2 separate regions of the Homo sapiens genome follow, and region 2 is linked to region 1. A link is an interaction called in ENCODE POLR2A ChIA-PET data of the cell type or tissue named here. Cell type or tissue: A673. All regions are shown on one strand.

The links. ChIA-PET counts read pairs that join two places held together with the same protein. Peaks named below come from ENCODE experiments on the same cell type or tissue, not always from the same donor. Only the 100,000 strongest peaks of a DNase experiment are listed, where the experiment ranks them.
Region 2: POLR2A ChIA-PET joins it to region 1 with 6 read pairs; 1 of 35 experiments calls an interaction of 5 or more read pairs at or near these places.

What each region holds. Positions count from the first base shown.
Region 1 is chr19:4,693,368-4,695,867 of GRCh38, reverse strand. DPP9 (dipeptidyl peptidase 9) reads left to right here. Exons shown (of 22, transcript NM_139159.5): 12 at 313-490; 13 at 1,045-1,207. Among named protein-coding and RNA genes, the nearest start is that of DPP9-AS1, 15 kb to the right of the region's middle. RefSeq lists an enhancer at 618-1,817. In A673, no CTCF peak of the experiment used is centred here; a DNase peak (open chromatin) is centred at 1,287; H3K27ac peaks cover 1,619 bases.
Region 2 is chr19:4,232,469-4,234,968 of GRCh38, reverse strand. It overlaps EBI3 (Epstein-Barr virus induced 3), which reads right to left. Exons shown (of 5, transcript NM_005755.3): 3 at 1,662-1,840; 4 at 145-302. Among named protein-coding and RNA genes, the nearest start is that of EBI3, 4.2 kb to the right of the region's middle. In A673, CTCF peaks have their summits at 1,232 and 1,436 (motif pointing left); a DNase peak (open chromatin) is centred at 1,418.

The sequences.
Region 1 (2,500 bases):
GGATAGCGACTGTGGGCCGAAGAGTCAGTGAAGAGGAGAAACTATTAGAGCTTGCCGCTGTGAGACTTAGGCCATTGTTTCCGGAACACTTGGATCATGAAATCTTGTCACCCATCCTGTCCTCCCCTAAGCATGTGCCAGGAAGGAAGCCTGTGGGTGCTGCAGGGTTACTTGGCCAAGTGCAGGTGAAGCCAGCGCAGGAAGCCCAGCCCTGATTCCACACGGGTTTGGACGCTGCGTCCCCAGCTTCTCTGTGCAGGCCACTGAGGCTCCCAGCTTCCCTCTCATCTTCCCCCGCATCTTCCCCCTTAGCGCCTGGGCCATGTTCCTGGACCGGCCCCAGCAGTGGCTCCAGCTCGTCCTCCTCCCCCCGGCCCTGTTCATCCCGAGCACAGAGAATGAGGAGCAGCGGCTAGCCTCTGCCAGAGCTGTCCCCAGGAATGTCCAGCCGTATGTGGTGTACGAGGAGGTCACCAACGTCTGGATCAATGTAAGCGGGGCAAGCGCTGGCTGTATGCCCGCCTGGGCCCTGGAGTCACACTGTCCCCACCCCCACGTCCTAGAAGGCTGAGCGCCAATGGCAGGTGGTGTTTGCCCTTGTGTGGAGAAGTGAGCTCAGGCCTTGGCCATCCCTGGCTGGCAGGGAAGAGGGTCTAGGGGGGTTGGTGAGTCTGGCAGCCATTGGAGCCTCTCCCCTCATCTATTTTTTTCTTTAATTAGAGACAGGGTTGCTCTGTTGCCCAGACTAGAGTGCAGTGGTGTGGTCATAGCTCACTGCAGCCTTGACCTCCTGGGCCTAAGTGATCCTCCCACCTCAGCCTCCAGAGTAGCTAGGACCACAAGCCTGCACCACCATGCCTGGCTAATTTATTTATTTATTTTTAGAGGTGGGGTCTTACTATGTTGTCCAGGCTGGTCTCTGAAATTCCTGGGCTCAAGCAAGTCTCCTGCCCCAGCCTCCCAAACTACTGGGATTACTGGTGTGAGCCACCATGCCCGGCCACCCACACCTTCTGACGCATCTTCTATCTGCTTTCCGGACAGGTTCATGACATCTTCTATCCCTTCCCCCAATCAGAGGGAGAGGACGAGCTCTGCTTTCTCCGCGCCAATGAATGCAAGACCGGCTTCTGCCATTTGTACAAAGTCACCGCCGTTTTAAAATCCCAGGGCTACGATTGGAGTGAGCCCTTCAGCCCCGGGGAAGGTGAGCAGAGCCTGACGAATGCTGTCGACTCATCGCGTTAGTCACGTGTGGTTCAATATGCTGTTTGTTCATTGGTCGGCCCCCCCACTCAGCCAGCACACCCTGCGGGAGAAGGAACAGGGATCGGCAGGAAGCCAGCCTTCCCCAGTGACTGCATGATCTGGCAGGGCTTAGAGCACCCAACTGTTGGCTTATTCAGGCAGCAGATTTACTGAGCACCTCCCCTGTGCCAGGCCCTTAGCACAACCAGGGGTTGGCCACCTACGGCCCACAGGTCAAATCCGGCCCACCACCTGTGTTCATAAATAAAGTTTTATTGGCACTGAGCCACAGCCACTTGTTTACAGAGACTGTCTGTGGTCGCTTTTGTGCTGCAGCAGCAGAACTGGGTAGTCCCAGCAGAAACTGTTGTGCAAGGCCAAGATTTACTGTCTAGCCCTTTGTAGAAACATTTGCCAGCTCCTGCTGTAGGTAGCTGTGATGGAATTGTTCACTGTAAATAAAGAAAAAGGAAAATCCCTGCTCTTGGGACCTTCTAGTGGAGGAGGCAGTATTCCAGAAACAGTTAGAGGTGCTGCCTCTGGTGTGATGTGCGTGGTGGAAGGAAATGCAGTCGGGCGAGAGGCTTGAGGGTGAGGGGCCTTCTTTCTACAACGGGAGGGCATGAGGACGTCTCTGGAGAGCATGCTGTGGAGGTGAGGGGTCCACACCACGGCTCTGGGCAGAGCCACAGCCCGTACAAAGGCCCTGGGGCAGGCAGGACTGTTCCTGGCATGTTGGAGGAATAGGGAGGAGGCCCCTGTGGCTGGAGCACAGGGAGGAGGGGGAGAGAGGGAGGAGAGGGTGGGGAGAGAAAAAGCAGATGGTGCAGGGCCTGCTGGGGCTCCAGGAGGACTTGGGCTTTGACCCCGAGAGAAATAGGAAGTCGTCACCCTCACCTCAGTTTCAGATGACTCCTCTGGTTGCAGCTTGCACACAGGCCCAGGGGCCGGGAGAGGCGACAGGCTTGCTGTCATGGCAGTGGCTGAGCTGTCCTGGTGGGTCTGATTCTGGATGTGCTTGGACAGCTGAGCCCACACCGTTTGCAGTGGAAAGGGTGGGGGATCAGAGAGGAGGGAGGCGGCATGGATGCCCGGAGGGCTCCGCAGGTCCAGTCTAAGACAGACTCAGAGAGGGACTGTTCTAGGAGAGAAAAAATCCAGAGTCGGGTTTGGATGTGTTCAAGTTGAGGTGCCCGGTAGTGGAGATGCTGTATGGGCCAGTTCCCGTGCCTGGAGCTCAGGGAACCGAGAC
Region 2 (2,500 bases), 460 kb after region 1:
GGAATCAGATTGCTGGACTGCTCTTATTCAATGCACCCGGAATCGCAAGCTATGTGCAAGAGCCCAGCACACCTGCTAGTCTTGGTAAAAACCATTCCCTCTGCCAGGCACCACCCTTTCCAGCCTCCCCCTCATCCTCCTCACCCGGTGGAAGCGCGCAGCTCCCTGACGCTTGTAACGGATCCAGTACTTCAGTGAGAAGATCTCTGGGAAGGGCCAGGACCCGGGAGGCTCCCACTGCACCTGTAGCTGGCGCTCAGCGAGGGGGCTTAGGCGCACGCCTTCTGGAGGGTCGGGCTTGACTGACGGACAAGCAGGAAGCAGGGTCAGGGGACAGTAAGTCCAGTCATTCATTCATTCACTCATTCATTCAACCAACATATTATGTATATATTTTGTTTGTTTTGAAACGGAGTCTCACTCTGTCACCCAGGCTGGAGTACAGCGGCGTGATCTCAGCTCACTACAACCTCTGCCTCCCAGGTTCAGGCGATTCTCCTGCCTCAGCCTCCCGAGTAGTTGTGAGCCACCATGCCTGGCTCAACCAACAAATATTTATTGAGAAACTGTGTGCCTGGGGCTGCCACAGAGGGGACAAAACAGTGACCTTAACTGACCTACCCCTGTCCTCATGGAACTCACAATCCATCAGGGGGAAGACAGGAAATAAACAAATCCATAGGTCACACAGAATAGGGAAGAAAGCTGGGGAGTGCAGGAATGGCAGTGGCCGCAATTTTTGTTTTGTTTTGTTTTGTTTTTTGAGATAGAGTCTCGCTCTCTCGCCCAGGCTGGAATGCAGTGGCACAATCTCAGCTCACGGCAACCTCCACCTCCTGGGTTCAAGTGATTCTCGTGCCTCAGCCCCCTGAGTAGCTGGGATTACAGGCACCTGCCACTATGCCCAGCTAATTCTTGTATTTTTAGTAGAGGCAGGGTTTCACCATGTTGGCCAGGACTGGTCTCAAACTCCTGACCTCAGGTGATCGGCCTGCCTCAGCCTCCCAAAGTGCTGGGATTACAAGTGTGAGCCACTGAGCCTAGCCAGAGCTTGCAATTTTTAATAATCTACTCAGGAGAGGTCTTACTGAGGAGGTGATGTATGCACAGAGACCCGAAGGAGGTGAGGGAATAAGTCATGGGGACATTTGGGGGAAGGTGTTCCAGGTAGAGGGCACCGCCCATGCAAAGGCCCTGGGGCAGAACTATTCCTGGCATGTTGAACATCAAGGAATCACATGTGGCCACAGCAGAGTGAGCAAGGGGGAGACAGGGAGGAGGGGAGGGCATGGAGGAGACAGGGCAGGTTGTCCAGGGTTTGGTGGGCAGTAGGAAGGACTTGGGCTTTGACCCCAAGGCAGGTGGGAGCCATGGAGGGCTGTAGGCAGAGGGACGTGCCCTGACTCAGGTGCTCTCAGGCGCCCTCTGGTGGCTGCTGTGGGAAGGACAGACTGTGGAGGCCAGGGCTCAGGATGGAGGGGACTGGGCTGTCAATGATGGGGGTGCTCCACGTACTGGTAGAGGAGGGGGAAGAAGGGGTCAGATTTTTGCTTAAGTGTGAAGGTGCAGCCGCAGGACTGGAGGACAGGTGGGAGGTGGGGTGGGGGGAGCTGGAAGGAGACGGCAGCCCCGCCCCCGCCCCCACTGCCGCCCCCACTCACTGATGTGCTCTGTTATGAAAGGCACGAAGCTGCTGCTGGAGCCCCAGGGGTGGACGGCGGTGACATTGAGCACGTAGGGAGCCATGGAGAACAGCTGGACATCCGTGATGGTGCAGCTGGTGGACGTTGGCGTCTGCTGCAGGCAGGGCCAGCTGTGGCCCCGGGCAGCCATGCCGAGCCTGCACAGGGTGGGGCTCGCTGAGCGCCTCAGGGAGTGCCTGTGGCCTCAGCACCTCCTACTGCCGGGCCTGACCCGGGACCCCAAGGAGAGGCAGGAACAGGAGGGGGCAGCGGATGGGGATCCCGGGGTGGGGTCCTGGTGGTGGCCGTGCCACCCCCCGGGGGCAGGGCATGGGCCCCAACATCACGGTGCCCCTGATGGTTCAGGTCGGGGATTACAACCCAAGCTAGATGCTAGGGTCCGGGATTCTAAAGGTTTCTGGGATGTCAGCATTCATTCATTCATCCATCCATTCATTCATTCATTCATCCGTTCATTCATTCATTAATTCATTCCTTCATTCATTCATTAATTCATTCCTTCATTCATTCATTAATTCATCCCTTCATTCATTCATTCATTCATGACAGGGTCTCCCTCTGGCGCCCAGGCTGGAGTGCAGTGGCATGATCCTAGCTCATTATAGCCTTGAACTCCTGGCTCAAGGGATCTTCCCTGTCTCAGCCTCCAGAGCGGTTGGGACTACAGGCACGCATCACCACTCTTGGCTAATTTTAAATTTTTTTTCTACAGATGGGGGGGGGTCTCAGTATGTTGCCCAGGCTGGTCTTGAACTTCTGGGCTCAAGTGATCCTCCCACCTCGGCCTCCCAAGTACC